3 separate regions of the Homo sapiens genome follow, and regions 1 and 2 are each linked to region 3. A link is a loop called in an ENCODE intact Hi-C map of the cell type or tissue named here. Cell type or tissue: mammary epithelial cell. All regions are shown on one strand. Each heading gives the region's core, and the rest is flanking DNA. Links, peaks and the distances in the headings are about the cores only. Region 1 overlaps YIPF6 (Yip1 domain family member 6). Region 2 has its middle 34 kb from the start of OTUD6A. Region 3 overlaps OPHN1 (oligophrenin 1).

The links. Peaks named below come from ENCODE experiments on the same cell type or tissue, not always from the same donor. Only the 100,000 strongest peaks of a DNase experiment are listed, where the experiment ranks them.
Region 1: it touches region 3 in a loop (8-fold over the local background); 6 of 110 quality-filtered maps call a loop at or near these places.
Region 2: a loop joins it to region 3, with 22 times the contacts of the local background. A loop is called at or near these places in 3 of 110 quality-filtered maps.

The regions. Positions count from the first base shown.
Region 1 is chrX:68,507,394-68,515,393 of GRCh38, forward strand. It overlaps YIPF6 (Yip1 domain family member 6), which reads left to right. Exons shown (of 7, transcript NM_173834.4): 2 at 4,456-4,584; 3 at 5,934-6,012. Among named protein-coding and RNA genes, the nearest start is that of YIPF6, 12 kb to the left of the region's middle. In mammary epithelial cell, for the core only: a CTCF peak has its summit at 4,064 (motif pointing right); no DNase peak of the experiment used is centred there.
Region 2 is chrX:70,091,290-70,102,457 of GRCh38, forward strand. No RefSeq gene overlaps it. Among named protein-coding and RNA genes, the nearest start is that of OTUD6A, 34 kb to the left of the region's middle. In mammary epithelial cell, for the core only: CTCF peaks have their summits at 4,967 and 6,290 (motif pointing left); no DNase peak of the experiment used is centred there.
Region 3 is chrX:68,190,706-68,201,873 of GRCh38, forward strand. It overlaps OPHN1 (oligophrenin 1), which reads right to left. Exons shown (of 25, transcript NM_002547.3): 11 at 10,914-11,005; 12 at 6,481-6,559; 13 at 3,760-3,793; 14 at 3,185-3,247; 15 at 2,214-2,288. Among named protein-coding and RNA genes, the nearest start is that of OPHN1, 240 kb to the right of the region's middle. In mammary epithelial cell, for the core only: a CTCF peak has its summit at 6,433 (motif pointing right); a DNase peak (open chromatin) is centred at 6,456.

The DNA.
Region 1 (8,000 bases), core at 1-8,000, 320 kb after region 3:
ATATATTTTAGCTTTTGCTTGTCTGAAAAACGTTTTTACTTTGACTTTATTTTTAATAGTTATTGCTGGGTTTAGAATTCAGTGTTGATAGTTTTATTCTTTTAGCACTCTAAAAGTGTCCCTCCATTTTCTTTTGGTTTGCATAGTTTCTGGTGAGATGTCTTTCTTTGTTTATTTGTTTGTTTATATTTTGTTAGAGATGTCTATTATAATTTTTTTTTTTTTTTGAGATGGAGTCTCGCCCTGTCACTTAGGCTGGAATGCTGTGGCATGGTCTTGGCTCACTGCAACCTCCGCCTCCTGAGTTCAAGCTATTCTCCTGTCTCAGCCTCCCAAGTAGCTGGGATTACAGGCACCTGCCACCATGCCCAGCTAATTTTTTGTATTTTTAGTAGAGATGGGGTTTCACCATGTTGGCCAGGCTGGTCTTGAACTCCTGATCTCAGGTGATCCACCTGCCTCGGCCTCCCAAAGTGCTCAGATTACAGGCGTGAGCCACCATGCCGGCCTTTTATTGTGATTCTTATCTTTGTTCCTGTAAATGCAATGCCTTTCTCTTTGGCTACTTTCAAGATTTTCTCTTTATCTTTGGTTTTCAATAGTTTGTGTCTAGGTTTGTGGATTTTTTCATTTTGTCCTTTGGTATTCATCTTGATTGGGGTTCTCTTGGCTTGTATCTGTCATTTGATGTCTCATTATTTTTGGAAAATTCTCAGCTATTCTTTTTTTTTTTTTTTGAGACAGAGTCTCACTCTGGAGTTCAGTGGCGTGATCTTGGGCTCTGCAAGCCTCGACCTCCTGGGCTCAGGTGATCCTCCCACCATAGCCTTCTGAGTAGCTGGGACTAGAGGTGTGTGCCACCACTCCTGGCTAATTTTTAAATATTTTTTTGTAGAGATGGGGTTTCGCCATGTTGCCCAGGCTGGTCTGGAACTCCCTGGCTCAAGCAATCTGTCTGCCTTGGCCTCCCAAAGTGCTAGGATTACAGGCATCAGCCACTGCGGTTAGCCTATATCTCTTCAGAGCCATTATCTTTCTATTCTTCTGGGATTCCAATTATTTACATAATAAGACCATTTAATGTTTTCCCATAGTTCCTAGATACTCTATTCTTTTTTCTTTTCTTCTTTTACTCTTCTCCTTTTGTTTTAGTTTGCATAATTTTGACTGACCTAGCTCTGAATTCTTTCTTTGGTATTGAGGTAACTGATAAGGCTGGCAAAGGCATTCTTTATCTGTTACTATGTTCATGTATTTCTAGCATTGCCATCTGATTCTTACAGTTTCCATCTCTTTGCAGAAATTCATCATCATTCATGCATGTACCTTTTCTACTAGAGCCTTTTGCATATTAAACATAGTAATCTTAAATTTCTTTTCTGATAATTCTAACATCTTGGTCATCTCAGAGCCTGGTTTTGTTAATTGCTTTGTCTCATAGTGGGTTGTTTTTTCATGTGAGTATGGGGGAGATAATTTGTTATTGATATTGAACGCTGGACATCATGTACACACTGCTAGAAGTGGCACATCTCTGCTGCTGAGTTGTCAGTCAGTAGGGGTTAAGTCAGTCTAGTCAGGGTTGAGCTTTGTTTGTTTTGTTGTTGTTGTTGTTGCTATGGTTACCTTCAGTGCATCACCAGCTTCAGATTCCTCTGTTGTTACCTTGAGTTTAGGGGTGGGGGTGCTATGTTGTCCCAGTGTTTTGTTTTTTGTTGTTGTTTTTTTTTTTTTGAGACAGCATCTCACTCTGTTGCCCAGGCTGGATTGCAATGGCGTGATCATATCTTACTGCAGCCTTGACCTCCTGGGCTCAAGTGATCCTCCCACTTTAGCCTCCTCAGTAGCTGGGACCACAGTTAGTTGCATGCCACCATGCCCAACTAATTTTTTAAAAACATTTTTTGTAGAGATGGGGGTCTCACTGTGTTACCCAGACTAGTCTCAAACTCCTAGCATCAAGCGATTCTCCTACCTCAGCTACCCAGAGTTGGGGTTACAGGCATGAGCCACTGCACCCAGCCCCAATGTTTTTATTAATGTTCATGTTCTGTACTCAGCTTCTGTCTTTGCCCTTGCATCTCATGGTGAGTCTCTTTCTAAGCTCTAGCACTTCCTCCAGCAGTAGACTGCTGTTGTTTATTACTCCATACTTGCTAGCCTGGTGATAGGGGCCAGGGAAAGGGGATTCTTTGTTTTCATAGTCTAGTCTCTGCCTTAGGCAGACCATGTGTCCCTGGGTCTCCTGGGTAGCACTTTCTTAGTGATCCTGTCCCCCTCCTAGCTGAAGGAAACTCTTAATGGTCTGGGCCCAGGATGGTTTTCTGTCCATCCCTTAGTAGTAGAGAGCTTTTCCTTTTCCCTTTCTCCAGCTTCAGTGAGTTGTCACCTGTGTTCTGAAGGCAACTTGTTTTTGTCTAAGTGGCTTTAAGGCTCTTTCCTCTAGGGGCTTTTTTCTAGAGAAGAGCCTGTAAGTGGGTGTGAACTCCCCTTGCGTCTATTGCTTCCAGGGATTCTGTACTCTTGTGCTGATCCATACTTGGACTTTAGCAATTTATTTAAAATTTTATTTGAATTCTTACCCATCTGTGTGGTGTGGTGTGCAGCATTGTCTTCCCCTCATGCTTTGCTACTGTTGAGCCAGTGCTGATGTCTCTTCGTGGAAGCACCTGGCTTTCTTTAGATTTCATCCAGGCTACTTGGTCTCCCTACAACTCAGTTCTCAGATGAATTCAGGGAAAGTTATGATTCAGTAAAGTATCTAGCCTTTTCTCATTATTCTACTTGGGGAATGGTCTTTCCAGCTTCCTATATCTTAATCAGAAGTCAAATTACAGTGTTATATAGTCACTTGAAATAGGTGCTATCTTTGTGGTTGTGTGTTTATTTCAATACATGGTAGTTTCATTGGTTTAATTTTTTCTCTCAGTTTCAGGGATTGCTTCCTTCAAATTTTAATTTTGTTTAATAATTGTGTGAAGTGTTTATATGATTGCAAGTCATTTATATGGACAACATATATTGAAAAAAGCCTAGTTTCTCTCCCTGTCTGCTCTATCCTATTCCTTTCTTTCCTCTATAAGAAACCTTTAAAAAAAAATTCTATGGCATGTTTCTTATATTTAAGAAATATGAGTGTGGTTAAGAAATTGTTTTTGTTTTATTTTATTTTATTTTATTTTATATTTTATATTTTATTTATTTTATTTATTTATTTATTTGTTTATTTTTTGTATTTTTTTGTATTTTATTTTATTATAACGGAGTTTTGTTCTTGTTGCCCAGGCTGGAGTGCAATGGCGTGATCTCGGCTCACCGCAACCTTCACCTCCCGGGTTCAAGCGATTCTCCTGCCTCAGCCTCCCGAGTAGCTGGGATTACAGGCATGCGCCACCACGCGCAGCTAATTTTGTATTTTTAGTAGAGATGGGATTTCTCCATGTTGGTCAGGCTGGTCTCAAACTCCCGACCTCAGGTGATCTGCCCGCCTCGGCCTCCCAAAGTGCTGGGATTACGGGCATGAGCCACCATGCCCAGCCTTTTACAAATTCTTTGAACATCCTCATTCCTTCTAAAATTTCAGTATACTGTCTGCATTTCATTTATCTGCAACTGTTGCCCATTAAAAATTGTGCCTACTGGGCCAAAAACTGTATGAGAAGTCATTGCCTCTATTTTCTTAGGAATTTGTAGATTTGAGTTTTGGTTGTAATAAAATTTGACGGATGTGAACATCCTCATTCTTTCTAAAATTTCAGTATACTGTCTTGTGTTTCCTTTATCTGCAACTGTTGCCCACTAAAAATTGTGCCTACTGGCCCAAAAACTGTATGAGAAGGCATTGCCTCTATTTTCTTAGGAATTTGTAGATTTGAGTTTCGGTTGTAATAACATTTGGCAGATGACTATGAATTTAAAAGTTCACATTCTTTATTCACTTTGAAAATTTTATTTGCTCTGTGATTGCCAGGTAACCTGTAAAGACTGTAATCAAGGTATATTTTGCTATTTCCCTGTTTCCCGCACTTGCCTTTATGGTTCATGTAATGCTCATTTTTAGCCAGCAGAGGCCACTAGAGCCTGTTAGGGAGCAGAAGTGCAACAGAAACGTGGCCATTCTAAGACAGTGATTGCTAAAAGGTCACTTTTTAATAACTTTACAATTATTATCTCAGTCTTGCTAGCTTGTGCCATGTGAAGATTTTATGCTAAATGTTGGTGGGCAAGAAGGTGTCTATGACATTTACTTTAGTTTTTTCATTATGTTTAATCTTTAAAGAAATAAATTTGAGGATTATTGTTAACTGCATTGTGTAATGTCTGTTGAGCTAACACCTACTTTCCTATGTAAAACCCTACAAAATACATGGTCCCAACTCTCTAGGAAATGATGATATATATGAGGAATGCTACAGTTTATTACAGGCTTACTTTTTTTCCCCTGACTCTTCTCAGTTTGCAGGCCTTTCAGATATATCCATCTCACAAGACATCCCCGTAGAAGGAGAAATCACCATTCCTATGAGATCTCGCATCCGGGAGTTTGACAGCTCCACATTAAATGAATCTGTTCGCAATACCATCGTAAGTTAGACTAGTTGAGAGAACTTCTGTTCAGTATCATGGGACTAAGTAACTAATAGTACTTTGCAATATTTTCATTTGGTTCACTGATTTTGAATATATTTTATATACTGAAGTTTAATATTTTATCCTAGAGATTAATTTGGTACAGCCTTTTTGGAGAGCAGTTTGGTTATAATGCATATTAATAATCTTAAAACAGCAAGGTGCGGTGGCTCGCGCCTGTAATCTCAGCCCTTTGGGAGGCCAAGGCAGGCGGATCACCTGAGCTCAGGAGTTCGAGACCAACCTGGCCCAGATGGTGAAACCCCCATCTCTACTAAAAATACAAAGATTAGCCAGACATGGTGGCATATGCCTGAAATCCCAGCTGCTTGGGAGACTGAATCGCTTGTCTCCGGGAGGCTGAGGTTGCAGTGAGCCGAGATCGCACCACTGCACTCTGGCCTGGGCGACAGAGCAAGACTCCATCTCAAAAAACAAAAAAAAGGTCTTAAAATGTCCAAATCTTTTTAAACCAATATATTATCATACTTCTCCAAATGTAGTATAAGGAAAGTTTTAAAATGTAAAACAAAAATTTTCAACATTAAAGTATCAATATACAAAGATGTTTATTATAGCATTCTTTGTAATAGGGGAAAGCTAGAAATAAATGAACCACAGATGAGGTATTGGTTAGGTAAATTATGTTATATCTTTGTGGTGGGATGCTAAGCAACTATTATAAATTATGTTTACAAAGTGTTTAATAACGGGTAAAATTCTAGGTGAAAAAATTAAAACAGAATTAGCTCAGTGGTGCTTTGAGAGGTTGTATTTGTATTACTGAACCCTTCTTCCAGTTTCTTGATTTTTTTTTTTTTTTTGTATCTGGCATCTAGGATTCATTTACCAATTAAATTGGGAATGTTAAAAATTTATTTCATATATTGCAAAGAATGTAGTAGCTAGAGAGCAGGCTAATTGGTCCTTGGAACCTCATCTTCTATGAACTGAATGTCACATACTGTGTTTTGTAGAGCAGCTTTTTATAGTACAATTGTTTTAGTTTCTTTAAGCAGCCTATTGGGAGGGCTGTGTTTCTTTTTTATGGATTTTTTCAACATCAAAACAGAACAGATCAAAACAGATGTGGAAAGGTGTTAAAAGTTGGCTTAAGAAGTTAATAGAAAAAGCATACCCTACCTCTCTGGTTTGTTTGTGTAGTGAAGGAGTTGAACTGGAATTATCTGCAAAATTCAGTGAAGAGTTCACAGGAGATTGAAATGAAAGAAATTTTAGCAAATTAAGTAAGGCTGCTGGCAACCTTGGTCATCACAATACAACAAGTTGTTTCTGTCTTTCAGATGCGTGATCTAAAAGCTGTTGGGAAAAAATTCATGCATGTTTTGTACCCAAGGAAAAGTAATACTCTTTTGAGAGATTGTAAGTATATGAGGTTTTTAAGGGTTTGCTTAATCTATCTCACTGTACCTTATCGTAAGTACTTTATAAGGCAAAGTCTCTGTGGTAATAAAACTGACATCATTTTGTAGGATAAAAAAATATGTAAACGAATATGTAAATCAAACTTCTGGCAGAAATTAAAAATTGATTTTATTTTATTTTTATTTTCATTTTTTTTTGAGACAGAGTCTCACTCTGACTTCCAGGCTGGAGTGCAATGGTATGATCTTGGCTCACTGCAACCTCCGCCTCCTGTGTTCAAGTAATTTTCATGCCTCAGCCTCCTGAGTAGCTGGGATTAAAGGCGCCCACCACCATGCCCAGCTAATTTTTTTGTATTTTTAGTAGAGACGGATTTCACCAGGTTGGCCAGGCTGGTTTCCAACTCCCGATCTCAGGTGATCCACCCACCTCGGCCTCCCAAAGTGCTAGGATTACAGGCAGACATTAAAAATTTAGATTGGAATCTCAGAGATTGAAACATTTTGCTTATTATATTGTCCTCATCAGTAAATGTACACTGGCCAGGCATGGTGGCTCATACATGTAATACCAGCACTTTGGGAGGCCGAGGCAGGAGAATTGTTTGAACTCAGGAGTTTGAGACCAGCCTGGGCAACATGGCGAGACCTCATTTCTACTAAAAATAAAAAAACTAGCCAGGCCTGGTAGCACAAGCCTGTAGTCCTAGCTACTTGGGAGGCTGAGGTGGGAGGATTGCTTGAGTCCAGGAGATCAAGGCTGTAGTGCCGTGACTGTGCCACTGCACCCTAGCCTGGGTGACAGAGTGAGACCTGTCTCAAAAAAAAAAAAATATATATATATATATATATATATTTTAAAAAATGCTCTAGTGGTTACTACAAAATACATTTCTGGAGGCTGCTAATTTACAATATTTACATTTATTACATAATATTCCTGGAAGCTGCTGACACATAAAGAGTTAATGATCTCCAAGGGAAAGGCAAATGTTTAAATTTTTGTTTGTTAGTTTTTTGAGATGGAGTCTCGCTCTGTTGCCCAGGCTGGAGTGCAATGGCACAATCTCAGCTTACTGCAACCTCTGCCTCCAGGGTTCAGGAGATTCTTCTGCCTCAGCCTCTGGAACAGCTGGGATTACAGGTGCCCCACCACCACATCCAGCTAATTTTTGTGTTGTTAGTAGAGACGGGTTTTGCCATGTTGGCCAGGCTGGTCTCGAACTGCTGACCTGAAGTGATCCACCTGCCTTGGCCTCCCAGAGTGCTGGGATTACAGGCAAGAGCCACCACCCCGGCCTAAATGTTAAATTAATATGATAGTAAATACCCGTAAACATTTAACAAATTAATAGTACCTTTATTGACAGTTTGATTTTCAAGCCTATCATTTAGTCTGATGACTGCTTTCTTTATTAGAGTTCTGTCAAAACAGACAGCGTCTCATTCTGTTACCCAGGCTCAAATGCAATGGCGTAATCATAGCTCACTGCAGTCTCAAACTCCTGGGCTCAAGCAGTCCTTCTGCCAGTCTCCTGAGTAGCTGGGACTGTAGGCACACATGGCTAGTTTTTAAATATTTTGTAGAGATGGGGGTCTCCCTATGTTGCCCAGGCTTGTCTAAAACTCCTGGCCTTGGCCGGGCGCGGTGGCTCACGCCTGTAATCCCAGCACTTTGGGAGGCCGAGGCGGGCGGATCACGAGGTCAGGAGATCGAGACCATCCTGGCTAACACGGTGAAACCCCGTCTCTACTAAAAATACAAAAAATTAGCCGGGCGTGGTGGTGGGCGCCTGTAATCCCAGCTACTCGGGAGGCTGAGGCAGGAGAATGGCATGAACCCAAGAGGCGGAGCTTGCAGTGAGCCGGGATAGCGCCACTGCAGTCCAGCTTGGGCGAAAGAGTGAGACTCCGTCTCAAAAAAAAAAAAAATAAAAAAAATAAAAAAATAAAACTCCTGGCCTCAAGCAGTCTGCCCACCTCAGC
Region 2 (11,168 bases), core at 1,531-9,530, 1.9 Mb after region 3:
AGACCACAGCAGATGACCAGCAGGCCAGTCACCATCAGCAAAGTCCAGGTAGCCCAAGGCCCCCACGCCTCATACATGGTGGACTGTGGTCACCCATTACTGCCAAGATATATGCTCTGTCCTTCCTCTAAGTCTAGCACACTCACATTGGCCCTTAGCAAAGCATCCAGCAGTGGAGAAGATTGCTAGAGATAGCTAAGTTAGTGAGGTGGCCAGGTATGGCTTTCAGGGTCCCTCCTTCCAGGGCTTGCAGCCTATTGTAGTGGAGGCCCAGACTAGCCAGGGGGAACCAGCCAAGGCCCTCAGGAAGGCTTCTCACCTTATCAGGGCTGTCCAAAACATGGAGCTTCTGCAGGCAGAGGGGCCATGCCTGGGAGCGCTTCATCCCATTGGCCTACAGAGAAAGCTTCTGCAAGGAGAACTGCAAGCCTCAAAAGGTCCCTGGGGTTAAAAACCATCCTCATGTTGCCAGAGAGATCCAGGCAGTGGAGAGTGGCAGGGGCAGACTCCTAAACGTAGGACCCTGGCTCATTCTTTCGAAGGCTCAGATTCTTCACTAGGAAAGCTGTCCTGGTGAAGGCTGGGGCCGGGGGTCAATGGTGCTTCTGAGGGAGGGGCTCTTTCCCGATGCTCCATGCCCCCAAAACAGGTACAATATGTTGTCCTCCAAGTCTACAGCTTTCAGCCTGGGCATAATCTCAAAAAACCAGACAGGCGCACACTGAATCAGATTCCATGGAAATCCAGAGATGTCATGGGCAGAAGGACAGTGGAGAAGTAGGGAATGGCCTTGGAACTGGTGACGCCATGGGCAGTGGGCTGTCACATTTCAGAGACAGTTCTAGGCCATGCTGAGGTGCTGAAGGGCAGGAAGCCTACCAAGGAAGTCTCTTGGGAATGATACCAGTCAGTTTCTACTTAGGTCAAGTGGGATATGCCAAGATAATGTCACTCAGGTTGGATGTTACGTCATGGCTGCTCCGAGTCAGATTCCACTAGTCACCTCTTAGTACCAACTGGCAACCCCCCATACTGGAGATAGGGGATTTGGTTCTAGAGACATCAGGTAGTTGTCAAAGAAGGGAAACTGTCAGAGATGGTTTGGGGTAGGGAGAAGTGGGAAGGTGCTCAGAAGCCAGTTATGACTCGGGTCTAATACCTGAAACTAGTATGCCCCATCTCACTCCTCAGCTGCAAATAACTGCAGGGCACTGGGCCTCTAGTGGAGCTGCCACAGGTTGGGGAGGCTAAAGGCAGAGATGCAGTGAAGATAATTGCTGGCCGAGCTGAGCTCCTACAGCAGGGGCAAGCCAGCCAAGGCCCCTGACTCAATTTCCAGAATGTACTTGCTGCTCAGGTTGATCCAACAGCAAAGGGGAGCCCAAGAAGGTGCCCCAGGCCAGGCGAGTCATGTAGTTATCTGAGAGATTTAGGCTCTCCAAGAAGCTGAGTTTGACCACCTATGGCACCATTGAGGCAGTTGGCCGAGAGATATGGAACCCAAAAGCGACACAAGAACTGGAGTGCTCTGTCATTAGCCAGATGGTTATGGTCCAGGAGGTTGGAAGCCAGGATGAGGGAGCAGAGCCAGTGAAGCTGGTGGAGGGCTTCTGAGACCAAAACCTTCAGCTGGTTGCCCCAAAAGTCCAAGTGTTGAAGCCTTGGTCTGGCCTCAGTTGCACCATCCCCCCTAGAACTTTTAGAAGAAGGTTGTGAGAGAGGTCAAGTTGTTCCACACTACATGGGAGCCCTGCCAGAAACATTTGGAAGCAGAAGCCCTGGCAGAAAACACTCGGCCTGGCCATCAGGGTTGGGGAGAGAGAAGAGTATCTTGGGAGCTAGTGAAAGAGTAGGGTGGAGTTGGGGAGGAAGAGATGAACCCCATACCCTCAAAACAAAAGATCTTGAGCACCAAGATCTGTGTAATGTAATGCCAAATACATTACCTCACTCCAAGAAGTAGGGGTGGTTGTTCCTGTCTTACTAGATAATGAGAGAAGCTCAAAAAAGTGAAGTGACCTGCCCAGCGTACAGGATTTTAACCCAAGTCTGGCTGACTCAAAGCCCATGCTCTTTCAGTTTATCTTACCTCCTTGAGTGTATCTTTTTCTACTTCAAAAACCCCTTGTTCCCTATGGCAACAGGAAATTTGTTTCTATCCATGAATGAATCAGGCGGTCTTACGGTACAATGCAATCAATATGATCCTCGAATGTTAGAGCTGGAAGAGACCTTAGAGAGCATTTCTCTCTGACAACCCTCTCATTTTATAACTAGCACAACAAAAGGCTCAGAGATGGGAAGAGGCTTGTTGAAGGGAACAGCAAATCCGAGCCTGCCTGCTCAGCCCCTGCCCCAGGAGCTCACCAGATAGTGACCAAGAAAGGAGGGAGAGGCAACAATGAATCTATTTCTGGATGCCATAGGGTGGATGCTGCCCACCCACAGTTACTCTTCCTTGGAGATGAAGCACCCACCAAGGACAGGAGGAACCAACTTCTAGCCCTTTCCCTTGGAAAAAGAGTCAACCAGGAAGGTTCTCCACTCCCCAACCCCCACCCCCAACCCTACTCCCTGGAGAATATAACTTACGGGGTAAAAAGGGGTTTTGAGGTTAAAAAAAAAAAAAACAAAAACATGAGTTGGCTGGGCATGGTGGCTCACGCCTGTAATCCCAGCACTTTAGGAGGCCAAGGTAGGCGGATCACCTGAGGTCGGGAGTTCAAGACCAGCCTGATCAACATGGAGAAACCCCGTCTCTACTAAAAAAAAATACAAAATTAGCCAGGCGTGGTGGTGCGTGCCTGTAATCCCAGCTATTCGGGAGGCTGAGGCAGGAGAACCGCTTGAACCTGGGAGGTGGAGGTTGCGGTGAGTCAAGATCACGCTACTGCACTCCAGCCTGGGCAACAAGAGTGAAACTCCATCTCAAAAAACAAACAAACAAAAAAACACATGAGTTCAATTCCCAAGCTCACCATTAACTAGTCTAATAATCTCGGGCAAATGCTGTGACTTCCCTGAGCCTCTTTCCTCATCTGTAAAATAATGATACCTCTCTCACAGGGTTGTTTTGGAGATTCAATGCAATGACAAATGTAAAGCACTTAACGCAAAGTATGCATCTATAACTATTCATTTGTCTCTTATCTACCAAGGACTCCCTTTTTTTTTTTTTTTTTTTTTTGAGACAAGAGTCTTGCTCCGTCACCCAGGCTGGAGTGCAGTGGTGCAACCTCGGCTCACTGCAACCTCCACCTCCTGGGTTCAAGAGATTCTCCTGCCTCAGCCTCCTGAATAGCTGGGATTACAGGCACACGCCACCACGCCCGGCTAATTTTTTGTAATTTTAGTAGTGACAAGGTGTCACCATGTTGGCCAGGCTGGTCTCAAATTCCTAACCTCAGGTAATCCACCAGCCTCGGCCTCCCAAAGTACTCGGATTGCAGGCATGAGCCACCGCGCCTGGCCTCTGGCTAATTTTTGTATTTTTAGTAGAGACAGGGTTTCACCATGTTGGCCAGGCTGGTCTCGAACACCTGACCTCAAGTGATCCACCCACCTCGGCCTACCAAAGTGCTGGGACTACAGTCGTGAGCCACCGCGCCGGGCCAGCTCCCATATTTTCATCCAAGACTGGGCCAGGAAGGCAAAAGTCCCCAGCATGGGGAAGATAGCAGCCTCAGGGCAGAGGTAGCCTTGCAACAAGGAGGCAGAATGATTTATTCTGCTGCTTTTGCAGAAACAGCAAGGCCAGGAGTAGGCTGAGATCTGGTTGGGCCATGCTGTTGGGGTCCTTCAATTTGCCCCAAAACCATGAACCTGGGCTAGGCCTTGGAAACTTTTAAGTAGGCCCATGCTAGGGCAGGAAGTATTGATACAGGATGGGAAAAGTAGGGACCAATATTCTCCCTGGGGGAAAGATGAAAAAGAGAAGTTGGGGAGGGAGTGAACGCTTTTGAAATAGGTAGAGGAAAACTGCTGGGCTTTTCTTGAAAGGAGTCACATCTTGGGGTACCAGGAAATGAACGCTTTCCCTAGCTGGCCTATAAGTTTCCCTCAGCCCTTGGGGGCCATTTTAGGGAAACTCCTCCATTAGAAGGGAAATCCAAGCTCTGAGTAAAAAGACCAGCCTCTCACCCCCTGTATTGTAGGGCTCTGTCTCAGAGACAACAGGAAAGTCAGAGGGTGGGGACCAGGGTGAAATTGGGATAGGGCCCTGCTTCTTGGCAAGTATTGTTCTGGGTGCCCCTCCCTCCACTCATTCAATTACTTAGTGCCAGGCCCTGTGGGGAATAGAAGAATCTCAAGTCTCACCCATATTCAAAACAAAAAACAAAAAAAAACTGTACTGGCCGGGCATGGTGGATGGTGGCTCACACCTGTAATCCCAACACTTTGGGAGGCCGAGGCGGGTGGATTACCTGAGGTCAGGAGTTCGAGACCAGCCTGACCAACATGATGAAACCTTGTCTCTACTAAAAATACAAAAATTAGCCGGGTGTGGTGGCACGCACCTGTAGTCCCAACAACTCGGGAGGGTGAGGCAGGAGAATCGCTTGAATCTGAGAGGCGGAGGTTGCAGTGAGCTGAAATCGTGCCGCTGCACTCCAGCCTGGGCAACAGAGTGAGACTCCGTCTCAAAAAACAAACAAACAGACAAACACACAAACAAAAAACAAAAGCAAAAAATAACTGTACCATGATGCTACTTCCTTCTCTGTCCCTGGATCTTCTTTCTTTTTCAGGCAAGCTCTTGGCAGTTTCTTCCTCTGAAAAAAAAATCCGTGGACTTCATCCCTTTATCTCCATCCCAAATACAACTTCTCCAGTCTAAGCTCAGCTCATCTTTCACCTGCCTCCAGTTTCTGTCTTCCTTCAAGGCAGCTGGACTGCCAGGTCATCAGTTGCATCCATCCAATTCCTTGCTTAGAACTCTTTGATGGCTCTCCACTGCCCCCACCAGATCAAGTCCAGTCTCCTTCACCTGGCACATGAGGTCCTTTGTGATCTGGTCCCTGCTTATCTGTCTGTATTTCTTGTCACTTCTCCCACAAGAAACATGCAATTCATACTTACTTACAGTTCCTGGAATGACTGTGAGTAGCTACCATTTCACACCTCTCTTTATTTGCACATACCATTATTCCTGCAACGCTCTTTCCAGCTTGACTAGCGTAATTTGACCTGTCTTACAACCTGTGGCTGAACCGTGATCTTTTTTGTGAAGCTTTCCTTGATCTCCCATCTTTTCTTGGCTTCAGCCTTCTAGCCATCTAGTCGGCGCCCTCCTCAAACTCCCTGGCAAGTTCCTGCTATGCCTGGTCTTGTTTATTCCCACTTTTGCCCTTCATTTTTCTTCAAGTGAGCTTTATTCTACACCAAACACTCTACTTATGTTGTATGCGTGTTATCACATTGAATCTTCACATCCACCCGGTGAGTTTGATGCCATTATTATCCCCATTTTACAGCTGACAAAACCGAGGCTTGAATATCTATGTTAGTTGCTCAACATCACCCAAGATACAAGGTTAATAAGTGGCATAGTGGAGATCAAACCCAGGTTGACACAAAAGGCTTAATCATGGTGCTAGAGTCCCTAGCCTTTACCGAGTTGAGGGGTGCAGTAACCCTGGGAGAGGCTTGCTGAAGCTGGGCAGAAGTGGAGGTGAAATCTCCTTAGGGCCATGTGTCCTGATGTCCTAGAGGCTACAGTTACTTTGGGGCAGCCCAATGGCCAGTATATGGCTTCTTCCATCTGAGACAGAGAGCAGGCTGTGGCAGGAACAAGGTAGTACCTTTCTAAGGATAAAAAGATGCAAAGTTGGTCCAGTCGCAGTGGCTCATGCCTGTAATCCCATCACTTTGGGAGGCGGAAGTGGGTGGATCACTTGAGGTCAGGCGTTCGAGACCAGTCTGGCCAACATGGTGAAACCCCATCTCTAATGAAAATACAAAAATTAGCTGGGTGTGGTGGGACGCACCTGTAGTCCCAGCTACTCAGAAGCCTGAGGCACAAGAATCGCTTAAACCCAGGAGGCAGAGGTTGCAGTGAGCTGAGATCGCACCACTGTACTCCAGCCTGGGCAACAGAGTGAGACTCCGTCTCAAAAAAAAAAAAAAAAGTTTTAAATACTGAAGCTGCCTACTTTAAGAGCTCTCACAAAATCCTCTAGCCATGCCTAGGCAGAGAAGGTCAAAATGTCCTGGGCAAGACTGACAGGCAGCAAAGAGAAGGCAAAGGGAAGCAAATGAGACAGAAGTTAGGCTCCAACTGCCACCTGGTGGCCAGCCTTAGAGAAGCAAGTGGATGGTTCTAGGGTCGCAAGCTTAGGACACAAGCCAAGGGCCAGAGAGGCTGCTCAGGTGAGCTGGGCCTTGGCTCACGGCATTCATTCATTCATTCACTCACTCACATATTCATCCATCCATCTATCTATTCATTTCTTCATTCATTTAAAAAGGTATATTATACTAGACAGACACAGCACTGGGAATACAGCAGTGAACAAAAACAAAAATTCCTGCTCTCATTGAGCTCATACTGCAGTGGTAGGAGACAGAGCAAAAAAGTCCATGACATTGTGTTTTAGATGGTGATGAGTGCCATGGAGAGAAAGTGGGGAAAGGGGAGGAGCAGAGGCTTTGCCATTTTAAATAAAGCCTCACTCAGAAGGTGAAATTTGATAAAAGACTTGAAGGAAGAAGGAAGGGAGGTAGCCATGAGGATGTCTGTGCGAAGCAGATTCTGGGTTAAAGAAACAGTCTGTGAAAGCCCCAAAAGTAGGAGCATGTGTTATGTGACTGAGGATCGGTCAGGCCAGTGTGGCTGGAGCAGAGTGAACAAGGAGGAGAGTAATAGGAGACAGTCACGGGGAAGCAGGCAGGAGTTCAATCATGTGGGGCTCAGGAGGCATATTTTATATACTGAGTGACAGATAGGAAGCCAGGGGAGGGTGACTTGCCCAGGGTCACCCAAGCTAGCAAGTGGTACTAGGCATTCTGTCTCAAAGGCCTGAGCTCTGTGGTTCTCACAGGGATAGACAAACAGACCAGTGGGACAGAAAAGAGAACTCAGAAATAGACGTATACATATCTGCCCAACTGATTTTTTGACAAAGGTACAAAAGCAATTCAATGGAGGAGAAGGATATTCTTTCCAGCCATTAAATTGTCTAGTGGTTTATTTTTTTATTTTGTTTTATTTTATTTTTTTTTTTGCCTAGGGTTGTCTAATGCTCTAGAGCTGGGCAGAAGTGGAGGTGAAATCTCTTTGGGGCCATGTGTCCTGATGTCCTAGAGACTACAGTTACCTTGGGGCAGCCCAGTGGCCAGTATCTGGCTATCTAATTGCTCTAGAGCATTAGACAACCATAGGTAAAAAAATAAACCCTGAACTAAACCTCATACCTTATACAAAAATGAACTCAACATGGATCACAGGCTTAAAAGTAAAATACAGAACTATAAAACTTTTAGTTTTTAGAAAAAAATAAGAGAAAAGCTTTGGGACCCCGGGCTAGGCAAAAACTTTCTAGGCTTGTCACCAAAAGCATAATCTATAACAGAAAAAATTGATAAATTGACTTCATCAAAATAAAAAATTTTTGCTCTGTGAAAGACATGTTTTAGTCACACAAAACCATGAATTTTCATAACAGCTTTATTCATAATAGCCAAAATGTGCAAGCAACCCGACGTTCTTCATCAAATGACTAGTTAAACAAACTGTGGTACATCTCTACCATGGAATACTACTCACCAATAAAAAGGAATAAATTATTGGTACATTCAACAACTTGGATGAATCTCTAGGGAATTATGCTGAGTGAAAAAAAGCTACTTCCAAAAGGTTATATACCGTATGATTACACTTTTATAACATTCTTGAAATAGCAAAACTATAGCGATGGAGAACAGATTTCGGGTTGCCAGGGATTAAGAATGGGGAGAGGGAAGCTGGTGGATGTGGTTCTAAAAGGACACCATGAAGAATCCTTGTGATGATTGAACAATTCTATACCTTGACTGAGGTTGTGGATACATGAAACTTCACATGTGATAAAAGTGCATAGAACTACACACACACACACACACACACACACATATACAGATGAGGTCATATAAAACATGAAGTCTGACTAAGCTCTGTAGACTGTATCAATGTCGGTGGACTTGTGCTTTGCTTGTTTTTGTTTTTGTTTTGAAACAGGGTTGAAACTGAACAATCTGCTCCTGAATGACTACTGGGTACATAACGAAACGAAGACAGAAATAAAGATGTTCTTTGAAACCAACGAGAACAAAGACACAACATACCAGAATCTCTGGGACACATTCAAAGCAGTGTGTAGAGGGAAATTTATAGCACTAAATACCCACAAGAGAAAGCAGGAAAGATCCAAAATTGACACCCTAACATCACAATTAAAAGAACTAGAAAAGCAAGAGCAAACACATTCAAAAGCTAGCAGAAGGCAAGAAATAACTAAAATCAGAGCAGAACTGAAGGAAATAGAGACACAAAAAACCCTTCAAAAAATTAATGAATCCAGGAGCTGGTTTTTTGAAAGGATCAACAAAATTGATAGACCACTAGCAAGAGTAATAAAGAAGAAAAGAGAGAAGAATCAAATAGACACAATAAAAAATGATAAAGGGGATATCACCACCGATCCCACAGAAATACGAACTACCATCACAGAATACTACAAACACCTCTACGCAAATAAACTAGAAAATCTAGAAGAAATGGATAAATTCCTCGACAAATACACCCTCCCAAGACTAAACCAGGAAGAATTTGAATCTCTGAATAGACCAATAACAGGCCGCTACAAAATCATGCCAAAATGTAAAGACCATCGAGACTAGGAAGAAACTGCATCAACTAACGAGCAAAATCACCAGCTAACATCATAATGACAGGATCAAATTCACACATAACAATATTAACTTTAAATATAAATGGACTAAATTCTGCAATTAAAAGACACAGACTGGCAAGTTGGATAAAGAGTCAAGACACATCAGTGTGCTGTATTCAGGAAACCCATCTCACGTGCAGAGACACACATAGGCTCAAAATAAAAGGATGGAGGAAGATCTACCAAGCCAATGGAAAACAAAAAAAGGCAGGGGTTGCAATCCTAGTCTCTGATAAAACAGACTTTAAACCAACAAAGATCAAAAGAGACAAAGAAGGCCATTACATAATGGTAAAGGGATCAATTCAACAAGAGGAGCTAACTATCCTAAATATTTATGCACCCAATACAGGAGCACCCAGATTCATAAAGCAAGTCCTGAGTGACCTACAAAGAGACTTAGACTCCCACACATTAATAATGGGAGATTTTAACACCCCACTGTCAACATTAGACAGATCAACGAGACAGAAAGTCAACAAGGATACCCAGGAATTGAACTCAGCTCTGCACCAAGCGGACCTAATAGACATCTACAGAACTCTCCACCCCAAATCAACAGAATATACATTTTTTTCAGCACCACACCACACCTATTCCAAAATTGACCACATAGTTGGAAGTAAAGCTCTCCTCAGCAAATGTAAAAGAACAGAAATTATAACAAACTATCTCTCAGACCACAGTGCAATCAAACTAGAACTCAGGATTAAGAATCTCACTCAAAGCCGCTCCACTACATGGAAACTGAACAACCTGCTCCTGAATGACTACTGGGTACATAACGAAATGAAGGCAGAAATAAAGATGTTCTTTGAAACCAACGAGAACAAAGACACCACATACCAGAATCTCTGGGACGCATTCAAAGCAGTGTGTAGAGGGAAATTTATAGCACTAAATGCCCACAAGAGAAAGCAGGAAAGATCCAAAATTGACACCCTAACATCACAATTAAAAGAACTAGAAAAGCAAGAGCAAACACATTCAAAAGCTAGCAGAAGGCAAGAAATAACTAAAATCAGAGCAGAACTGAAGGAAATAGAGACACAAAAAACCCTTCAAAAAATCAATGAATCCAGGAGGTGGTTTTTTGAAAGGATCAACAAAATTGATAGACCGCTAGCAAGACTAATAAAGAAAAAAAGAGAGAAGAATCAAATAGACACAATAAAAAATGATAAAGGGGATATCACCACCGATCCCACAGAAATACAAACTACCATCAGAGAATACTACAAACACCTCTATGCAAATAAACTAGAAAATCTAGAAGAAATGGATACATTCCTCGACACATACACTCTCCCAAGACTAAACCAGGAAGAAGTTGAATCTCTGAATAGACCAATAACAGGCTCTGAAATTGTGGCAATAATCAATAGTTTACCAACCAAAAAGAGTCCAGGACCAGATGGATTCACAGCCGAATTCTACCAGAGGTACAAGGAGGAACTGGTACCATTCCTTCTGAAACTATTCCAATCAATAGAAAAAGAGGGAATCCTCCCTAACTCATTTTATGAGGCCAGCATCATTCTGATACCAAAGCCGGGCAGAGACACAACCAAAAAAGAGAATTTTAGACCAATATCCTTGATGAACATTGATGCAAAAATCCTCAATAAAATACTGGCAAACCGAATCCAGCAGCACATCAAAAAGCTTATCCACCATGATCAAGTGGGCTTCATTCCTGGGATGCAAGGCTGGTTCAATATACGCAAATCAATAAATGTAATCCAGCATATAAACAGAGCCAAAGACAAAAACCACATGATTATCTCAATAGAAGCAGAAAAAGCCTTTGACAAAATTCAACAACCCTTCATGCTAAAAACTCTCAATAAATTAGGTATTGATGGGACGTATTTCAAAATAATAAGAGCTATCTATGACAAACCCACAGCCAATATCATACTGAATGGGCAAAAACTGGAAGCATTCCCTTTGAAAACTGGCACAAGACAGGGATGCCCTTTCTCACCGCTCCTATTCAACATAGTGTTGGAAGTTCTGGCCAGGGCAATCAGGCAGGAGAAGGAAATAAAGGGTATTCAATTAGGAAAAGAGGAAGTCAAATTGTCCCTGTTTGCAGACGACATGATTGTTTATCTAGAAAACCCCATCGTCTCAGCCCAAAATCTCCTTAAGCTGATAAGCAACTTCAGCAAAGTCTCAGGATACAAAATCAATGTACAAACATCACAAGCATTCTTATACACCAACAACAGACAA
Region 3 (11,168 bases), core at 1,624-9,623:
TAAGAGTGATACTGGAAACAGAATTTTCAATAGTTCAATAGTTATCTGAATAAATATCTGAGTTCAATAATTTTTCAGAGATTCAATATGCTGGACCACGATGTCAGCTGATTTACATATGAAAAAGTGTCCTTAGCTAATGAGATGGGTTGCAAATTGACCAGGAATAAGCAATCCAAATTTTTAAAAGTCAAGAATGTAAGGTGATTAATGAAAACAGATGATGAGGTACTAATGATGTAATCTGGAATTCAAAAACCACACCTGCTATGACTGAGTGCTGTAACATCCTCAAATGTGAGTAGGGTTGGTTGTCAGACCTGCAGGCTTGTGAGAGATTAGCTATGCATCACAGTAAGGACCAAAAAATATGTATTTTATCCAAACTGCAGTTTTCCACACTCAATTTGTTCTCTGACACTGTGAAAACTCAGCTTACAAGATGCTTCACTGCCACCCACGAAAGGAAGAAGGGTAGGTTTGCAGGGAGAGAAATGCAGGTAGATACCTGTGAACCATCTATGTAAAGAGAGCTTGTGCAGAGACTCCAATATTGACTCCCTCAGCCTTTAGGGCTTCTTGCCTCAGTGATGTCCATTTACCCGAGCATGCTATATAAAGATGATCATTCTGATATGTGCCATGACCTTAATATGACTGAGAAGCACAAGTGCAGTGGGCAAGTGAATATTTGCATTTAGAACTCATCAGATGATGTCTGGAACAGAGATTTTGTGAGTTGTCAGCATAGAGGTGCTAGTAAAAAGCATAAAGAGAGAATACCACTGCCAGCCATGGTGGACTAACTGGTATCAGACTTGCCTTCCTGCTGTAACAACTAGAAAACTGGACAGTATATAGGAAACTCCTGCATGTAGTTATTGAGCAACAGACAAAACAGGACTATGACTCTGAGAAGAGGGATACAAACAAGATAACTGCTACCTTCTCCACAGCTTGCTTCTTAAAAGCACTTTTTAGATTGCAGCAGATGGAGTGGGAACTCAAGCTGAGCATGGAAGTCTTGCTCAGCTGAAGAGATAAGGATCAAAGTTTAGGAAGGTTGAAGCAGCTATAACTAGCAAGGCACAGTACCAGAGAAGAGTGAGCTATGTGGAAAAAGAGCTCAACAACCTTACCTGGGGGTGGATACTTTATATCTGGCCCAACAAAGCTTAAAAAGAAGACTCAAATAAATCAAATTGATCCACAAATAACTGCCCACAAAACAAAATTCAGTCCTCTTTAAAAGAAATCAACAAAATCAAGACATTCAGTAAGTCACAACATCCAGCAACCAATAAAGATTACAAGAAATGTTTTTTAAGAAACAAAAATGTGAGCCATAACCAGAATAAAAAAAAATCAATCAATAGAAAAACATATTAAAAAAAAAGAAGTAAACCAAGAACAAAGATAGAACTGTAGGAAACACACAGTCAAGGTGTAAAAAACAGAAAGATAAAGGTTCAGCAAGTTATTGAAAAGGAATCCTATAAGATGTTAGAAGAGGTCAGGCATTGTGGCTCATGCCTGTAATCCCAGCACTTTGGGAGGCAAAGGCAAGAGGATGATTGAAGGCCAGAAGTTCAAGACCAGCCTAGGCAATATAGTGAGACCCCATCACTACAAAAAAATTAAAAATCAGCCTGGTGTAGTGGCACACGCCTATAGTCCCAGCTACCCAGGAGGCTCAGGTTGAGGATGCAGTGAGCCATGATCATGCCACTGCACTCCAGCCTAGGCGACAGAGCTAGACCCTGTCTCAAAAAAAAAAAAAAAAGATGTGAGAAGAATCAGAAGAGTGCTGATGTGTTATGGAAGTCACGAAGTCATGTAAGGAGAAAGTTTCAAAAAAGAGAAAGTGGTCAACAAGGAGATCAAGTAAGACACAAACTCAAAAGTATTCACTGGATTTGGTAAGAAGATACCGACTAAGCCTGGCCACACAGTTCCAGTTGAGATGTAGGGAAAGAAGTTGTATTGCTGAGGGTTTCTGGAGTGAATGGGATACGAGGAAGGAGAGATAACAGCCATTTTCAAGGTACGATTGACTCTGCCCAGGGTGGGCAAGTATGTGTATGTTTTACTTTAGAAAATACTTTTTTCAACTATTCTACCACATTTTAGCAGTGTCTCCTTTCTCTTCCAGTCACATTTCTTTGTAACACATAAAGTACTCCCAATAAGAATTATCAAAGTAAAATTGTTACCAAAAAAGGCATTCAGCAGCTTCTGAACCTGAATATTGCTGCCCACAGTGCGGTACAACCCTTCTGTCTTGATCCCTAGTGGAGGAAAAAATCAGGTTAATTTCACTTGTATAGCTAGAGTTGTCATCTCCCCTTGGTACACTAGGGTCAATTCAGATAGGAAGGGGTCACACTACATACTCCAAGTTCTCCAGCCTTCCCTGTAACAGGGGAATAGTCCTACAGCATCTCTCCAAATTATCCATCCTTTCATTTGGAGTGTACCAAACCCTCATTAATCTGAAGAGAAGAAAACAAACTCTATAGTAAATAGAAGCATATGCTTAGTTTGGGCGGCAGCAGAAAGCTGAGAATGGTGCTGCCATCTTAGAAAGAAGTTCATTCAATTGAAAAAGGAGGAAGGATCAACCCTCAAGTTGCTTCTAAGCAGTGATATAAATCACGAGAGGGCTGGAGTAAGGCAGCTGTGAAACAAAAGGCCATTTCCTGCACCAAGAAAGACTAAAAAAACATTTCAAAGAACAAAGAGACTTGATTCACATACCACACTTGCCCACAGTCTAAATATCCTCAGAAGGAAACCAGGGAGTATCGGCAACCAGGAAGAATGCTGATTCCACATCTCCCTGAGTTTGGCTCTGCCCCATCAATTTTCATACCAGTATGTACTGTGGCAGAAATTGAACTCTTGATCATTTAGGATAGAACCATCATGACACTGCTTAAGGAGTGCCAGGTACTGTTTGAGAATACTTTATAAACTTATAAGCTCTTTAAAAGCAGGAATCCAAATTATCCAAATATGCTTGCATACCACTAGTTTAGAATTTTCTGAAATTTTCTAGCTTGCATCTACTACACAAGCTTTATAAACAGTCTTCATTCCTAAAACGCTACTTCAGAGAAATTGCCCAGGATAAAATCAGAGTGACGAGATTCAGACAATGCCAAGACTATGGTTCAGATCTTACCTTTGGTCTCAATAATATTGATGCACTTCCTGACAAACTTGAAGCCCACTTCATTTAGCTCCACTGTTTCAAGCAAAGGAAAAGAGTTAGATCCTGCTGCAACAGGTGTCACCTATTAAACATTTAATGACCATGCAAAGGGACTGCATTGAGAGAGCTAAGGGTTTTTAGTTGCTCATTTCTAGTCACCCTTAAATGGAAAGAGTCATTTTTTCAGGGGAGGTTTAACATTTTAACTCTTATAACACAAAATACTTATATTTAGCCCTTTGAATTGTCTGCTTTCAGCATGAGCAAAGTCATATGTGAAATGTTAGCCTAAAAATACAATTTCTATCATGCTTCCAGAACAGGAAGGATATGTTTCTCTACCCACGATGTAAGCTAACACCAAGTGTCTACCTTAGTTCAATTACCAGACACATTTAAAAAATATATGGCTGAATTTTATTTCACACAAAGGCATCCATATTCAGACTTGCGTTAGTAGTACACATCATTAATGATGGTATTTACTATGAATCGGACAGCTGGCAGTTTATAATGCTAGTAGACCAAAAACTTAAGTGACTCACTTTCTTGCTGTTTTGTTATAGGGCTGTGGTAGATCTACAAAAGAAGATAAACAGAAAGATCCATGGCTATTGTCAATCAATATAGGAAAACAGAGAACATAATATTAAATATCTTTCCCCAGATAGGCATTAAAAATGATTAGAAACTCCAGGATGTTAAAAAGATAGCCAAGTGGGCTAAACATAATTGCTTTGCCAAGATTGCTAGAAAATACTTGAACAGGCCAGGCGTGGTGGCTCATGCCTGTAATCCCAGCAATTTGGGAGGCCAAGGCAGGCAGATCACTTGAGGTCAGGAGTTTAAGACCAGCCTGGCAAACATCATGAAACCCCATCTCTACAAAAATCCAAAAATTAGCCAGGCATGGTGGCGTGCACCTGTAATCCCAGCTGTTTGGGAGGTTGAGTCAGGAGAATCTCTTGAACCCAGGAGGTGGAGGCTGCAGTGAGCTGAGATCACACCACTGCACTCCAACCTGGGCAACAGAGCGAGACTCTGTCAAAAAAAAAAGAAAGAAAGAAAGAGAGAGAGAGAAAGAAAGGAAGGAAGGAAGGAAGGAAGGAAGGAAGGAAGGAAGGAAGGAAGGAAGGAAGGAAGGAAGAAAGAAAGAAAATACTTGAACAATCCCTGAAAATTACACTGAATTTCACACAGTTCACCATAGCTACAGTTTTAGCTAATCCATCTTAGATATTTACTTATGTAACACCTGGGGCATTTTTATGATAAAGCAAGAGACCAGGAAAGTGTTTTCCTCATGGCTATGTACCTGTCTAATGGGCATTATAAAATTTAAATGTTCCTAACACCAATCTCCCACCCTCAAAGACTGGTTGATGAATACTTCTCTGTGGAAAGGCAAATGTCCATCTGAAAGAGATCCATGAATACACCAAGATTTGTCTGTGTTGTCTTGGAGTATGTGCTGTGATAGCTATGTGAGAGACCAGAAAGAAGACTGTTGACTCTTGAAGTCTAGTCCTGGCTCTACCTCTACCTCTTAGGAAATTTTGGGCATGCCCTTTCCATTCTCCAGATCTCAAAATTTATATCAGTAAAGTGATCAGGGTTGGAGTAGACATTCCTTCAAGCCCTGATCTTCTTTGACAGTTTAGGCAAAGGCATGGATGAGATTTGTAAGACTAGTGAACTGGAGTGTTTAGTAAAGGAGCAACAACATTAGTAATGTGAGGTTGCAGGAAATGAGCCCTCTATATGCCATCTGTTAAGAGTCTGTTTGAACAGCCTCTCCTTAAAATAAGTTCTGCATATGTGTGTATGCCCACAGATATTTCAGTGGGAGATATTTTTGTGCCAGCCAGCCTTTTCTGCTACTTTTCTAAACAAGGGATTTGTGGAAAAATCTGCCATGATCAAGTTGGTATGGATCCACATTCAGTGGGCCCATGTGCTCACATCATTCTCCACAGAAAGCCATCTGCATCCTTTGATTCTTGAAAACCTAAAGGGAGAGCAAACTTGGGAGAGGGAATTGAAAGATAAATGCCTTGCTGAGCTTCCCAGCATCTGCCTACAGAAATGTCACAAGCATGAAAGAGTTCAGCAGCAGGTTTCTGGAAGGTGACAGAAGGAAGACAGTGCTGGAATATTTTCTGGATGGCAGTCTTCAGAATACCAAGTCTCTCCTGCTACCTTCCAGTTTACTATAAGTGCAATCTGGGATCTAGTTACCCCTCTAAATTCTCCAGGATACTGAGGACACATAGAAAGAAAAACCTAGAATGCATTTTCCCTCCTAGCCAGTTTTTCACTTGAATACAGCAAAGAAATAAGACTGTATCTGAACACTGCTGGATCTTAGGAGTTTTGTATCCCATCATTCAGATCGGCTAGCACATTGTGGTTTACAAGATGACTTCCATCTGTTTTTTCTAAGCAACCCTGTGAGATAGGTAGAAAGAAATTATTAAAGCCCTTTTACTGAGGAGAAGAAAACTGAATCTCAGAGAGGTGAAATGATTTGCCCAGAGTCACATAGCCATTTAATGGCAGAACTAGTACCTATATCCAAGCTTTTGGAATTCCAACACCAGGAAGCTGATATTATTTAATATGCCACTAAGAAACCAGAATGTTTTTCAATTATTTCCAACTGTTTCTATTGGTCGCTTGATGATAATCAGTAACCCTTTCAAGGGATTGCTTGTCCTCCTGCATAACCGTGTTCTAAATGGAACGGTACATCTTGTGATACAGGATGGCAATGCCATCTCCGCTACCAGCTGTACCCTCAAAGAGAATAAGCTGAGTTGGTGGTATAAGGGTGAGGCAGAAAAATCATTCTGAATAAATGTTTAATAAGTGCTTATTTATAACTATGGCAATTATTTTTCATATTAACACATATTAATTAATTAACACATATTGATTTTATAACCTGAAAAATGGCTTCATTCTTTCTGAAGAAAAGCTCATGGGCATAGCTACATAGTCTAACACTAGAGCAGGGAGCTGAGAGATCTGCATTCTAAGCCCGGTTTTGGTGTCTTCTCTGAGGGTGGTCTCAGAAAAGTCCCTCAACCTTTCTGGAACTCCAGTTGCCTTACCTGCTAAGAGATGTGGAAACAATTCCTTACAGCTCTAAAACTGAGACTAAACAATCCATTACCATTTAATTGTCTGAGACCCACTGATACCACTAGAGGGCACTCATACACTGGCATATGCTGGGGAGGTTTCCCCAGTGTCAGGTAACTTACAGGTTCTTTCCCATCCATGGCTTCCATCCATAGCCTTCTGTTAGCTTCTGAAAGGGCCTGCAGAGTGATGGTTCCTGGCCTGAGGGGGAAAAAAATGGTAAGTATAAAGCAGAAAATTCAACTGAGAGAATGGAGTCTTGTGATCTAGGGTCCCTCTCTGCCCTGGAGTTTGTCACACTGAACAAGCATAGGCTTACAGAATACTAATTTTTCAAAATCTCTTTTACTCAAGAAAACAATAGGCAATTTACAGAACAGTAACTTTGGGAACCATGGAGGCGGGGGTGGTATCTTGGTGGCCTTGTGCCCAGATCCTGCAAGAAATAGGAAGGTAACTGTCAAGACGCCTCCATAATGCACACTTAAATTGGCCCCATTGTGCTTGAACCAAACAAAGGCTCTCACTGCCTTACTCTGTTGGAAGCCAGCCACTTTGTCTGAGCTCTAGGAATGAGCATGAACATCAGAGGCACATTATCTCTCAGTAAAATGGCTTTGCTTCTTCCAGCACCTGCGATGTCCAAGAAACATTTTGAGTTGCAATAAATTCAACAACATGAGTACTGGCTAAGACACAGGGAGGAGGCGTTTTGGCTAATAAGCAATTTTATGACTAATAAAAACAACTAATATTTACTGAATGCTTACTAGGTGACAAATTTTGTTCCAAGTAAACTATGTATATTAACTCAGTTAATATATATAATAAGGCAGTTACAGTAATCATCTCTATTTCACAGAAGGGGAAACTGAGGCACAGAGTAATTATCCAAGGTCATATAGCAGGGAACTACTAGAGACAGGAATTAAATCCAGAAAGTCTGGTCCAGCAGCCATATTCTTCATTACTACAATATAAGGCCTCTTCTGCCTGGCACACGGCTTCGAACCCTGTTTTATTCTATTTATTTGCAGGCTACCTGCTGTGGTCTGAATATTCCCCAAAATTCATAGGTTGAAAGTTAACTACCAATGTGATGATATTAAGAAATGGGACCTTTAGGAGGTGAGTTAGTCATAAGGGTAGAACCTCATGAATGGGATTAGGGCCCTTTTACAAAAACTTGAAAGAGTAGGTTCATTCCCTTCCATCTCTTCTGACATATGAGGACACGGTGTTGGTGCTCTCTGGAGGGCACTGCAACAAGATGCCATCTTGGAAACAGAGACCAGGCCCTCACCAGACACTGAAACTGCTTGGACTTCCAGCTTCTAGAAATGTGACAAATGAATTTCTGTTGTTTATACATTACTGAGTCTCAGGTATTTTGTCATAACATCACAAATGGACTAAGACACTACTAACTACCCAGAGATATCCCAAGCTGTTATGCTCTTTATGGTCTTTTTAGATCTTTGTGACTCATCTGGAATTTTGAGATTAACCATACTTTATGCAAGGTATAAAGTCTCCTTGCATTCTCCTGGCTTGCTGAGCCATTAGGAAAACATTGTTCCTTCCACAAATTCTGTGATAAGATGAGACCTCTCCTAGAGTCATAGAATGATAAAAGCAATGCCAAGAGAGTTCAGCCACCCTGGATAAGTAACTAGGCCTTTCTAGACCTCAGTTTCTTTATCTGAAAGGGTTCTGGAACACAGGAGCTGGGAGGTCCTTTCCATTACTGATATCACAGGAATCCTGTTCTACCTGCTGGAATCATGGGGTTCCTGTCCTACCTTCTCTTACTTCATTAAAGCACCTCTTAATGACAGTCTTGTGGTTACTGGCAACAATATATACTTCCACAGCCATCTTGAATGGGGTCATCCATTGTTAACACAAAAATGATACAGATTCACAAACCAAAATTCAAATAACATCACCTCCCTCATGTGACTGTGGTGACGACTAAAGGAAATTATACGCTTAAATGGCTGATAACAGTGCCTGTCACAAAGGAGGTACTTGGCAAATGTTAGCAATTGTTTTTATTATTATTACAATTATTGTTGTTGCTGTTATTAAAACATTTCAAGCTCTGCCTTGCTATGAGCCTGTCATTTTAAATACTGCTAAGAGCCTAAATTTAGAACCAGGTGCAGTGACTCACACCTGTAATATGAGCACTTTGGGAGGCTGGCACAGGAGAATCACTGCAAGCCAGGAGTTGAAGACCAGCCTGGGCAACATAGCAAGGTCCCATAGCTATAAAAAATAAAAAATTAGCCAGATATGGTGGTGCACACCTGTCAGTCCCAGCTACTCAGGAGGCTCACGCAAGAGGATCACTTGAACCTGTGCCACTGCAAACCAACCTGGGCAACAGAGTAAGACCCTCTCTCTAAAAAATTAAAAGTTAAAAAAATAAAAAATCTTATCCTCTCTTCCTGACATAGAAAAAGTGGCTCCAAGAGCCCTTTGCTCTGTGCTCCAGGGAATGTGAGTACAGCTGCCTGATGCCTGCTAGGAAGCCTGACTCTGTTCCTTATATCAGACTGACTAGCCAGAAAAGCAGATGTCATGTCACTCAAAAGACTCCACATGCAGAGAGGGGCCTCAGCACCTGTTCATTATTATATTTAACGCTCTACTTTGCAGCTTGTTTCTTCTGCTTATAATAGACAATATAAAAAATTAAAAACAGCATGGAGCCAGGCATAGTGGCTCACGCCTATAATCCCAGCACTCTGGGAGGCCGAGGCAGGTGGATGTCTTGAGGCCAGGAGTTCAAGTCAAGCCTGGCCAACATGGTGAAACCCCATTTCTATTAAAAATACAAAAATTAGCTGGACATGGTGGCACACGCCTGTAGTCCCAGCTACTCAGGAGGCTGAGGCAGGAGACTCGTTTGAGCCCAGGAGGTAGAGGTTGTGCAACACTGCACTCCAGCCTGGGCAAGAGAGAGAGACACCATCTCAAAACAAACAAAAAGAAACCAGCATGGGCTTTGGAGACCTACAGACCAGGGTTTGAGCTCAGCCTCACCATTTCCTATGTGACTTTAGTTGGGCAAGTCAGTTAAATATATGTGGGTCTCAGTTTCCTCACTGGTAAAATGGGGGGGGTGTAGATTAAATGAGGGAATGTTTTGTAAAGTGCACAGTATATGATAACTAAAAGTGTAGATGCATCAAAACTTTAATCCCTGGGTTCTAGTGTCGAAAATTCTTCAGCATTCTAGGATAAGAAAAAAACACTTAAAAATAAACATCAAATTTAGTACTTATCATGAGCCATGCATAGCACCAGGTACAAGAAACATAAATTCATCCTAGCCCCTAACCACGGGGACAAACTGTTTGCAACTGCTTGAGTTGGGGATATTATTTGCAAAAAAGGGAAGCCACAGCCAACAATAATTTTCCCCTTCCTACTGGAACTGAGGCTATCAGGAAAATGAGTGACAGTCTCATGGTTACTGGCAACAATACGTACTTTCAGAGCCACCTCAATTGGGATCATCCATTTTTAACAAAGAAATGATATAAATTCACAAATCGAAATTGTGAGGGTCAAATAATAATCTCTCAATTTTGAAATAATGAAACAAGCTAAGTCCTTTATTCCCCAATTTTTTTAAAAATGCCCTCATCATTTAGTCTGATTGTTATGATCCCAGTCACTGCTAGTTTTGTTCACATGATATTGTAATTCACCCTTCAAGTTCCTTTCTAGCAATCTGATCATTTTGCAAAATTCTATTCTATTACTAAGTATCTAACATCTAGAAATAAAAGGTTGAGATAAAATCTAGAAACAGATTTATTCTGTTTATTTTGGTACAACCACCCAACTATAAAGCATGTCTTTCTCCACAATAATGCCAAATGCATTCATTTGAAATTTTAATGGTTAAAATTCTCCTCTGATAAAACTGCTCAGGTTCAAGTAAAAAAAGAGGGCACTGGGGAGAAACAAACACAACGAAGTCCAAAATGTGCAAGCCTTAGCTGTAAGATCTGAAAGGTGATAATCACACTATTTCCAGTTCATTGAGTATCTGTAAAGTAGGGAAGGTCTGCATCATTTTTGCACCAAATGGGGGGAAATGACTTTCTAATAACACCACGACCCTCCACCCCATCTTCCCTCCCTCAAAAATGTGTGCCAATTCATTTGTTCTTTTATGTGATATTAGGAGATTTAACAAAGAATGAGCTTTGTTATCCTTTCCTTCTTGCAAGATCACCAAATGTTGACCTTTTGCACATCTGATAGCAAATTAAATCCCAGGAGAGACTTTTTCTTCCCAGAGCAAGTGAGGCAAAGCTGATAGAAGCTTGCACAGAGAAAAGCAGCACTGGGCCAGGTCTAGCAGGGATCCCTGGGAAGGGCAGCCAGAAGAGCTGGCTTGAATAGACTCACAACAAAGTCCTGAATAGACTTACTCATTGTCATCAACGTGGGATGACGGAGGAAAATAAAAGACCTACCCAGGCTAAGCATCTGGCACGTGGGGACATTGCCAATTCACAGCGGCACAGCTTACCTTTCATTAGTTTCTATGTCAAAACAGAACCTCTTGTCGATAGACTCCGTCTTCCTTCTCACACAGTACTTCAGTGTTAAGTCCAAGGGCCCCTGATATGAAACAAGAATTAACAGGCAATTTTTAAAAAAAGACACAGAAGCTGTTTCTGCTTCCTACAGTGTCTTCAGTGTCACTTGGAAGGCGTCTGGTCAAGGCAGCAGGAGCAATGTGTAGACTCACTGAGAATCTTGTCCCTTCAAACAGTATTTGCAG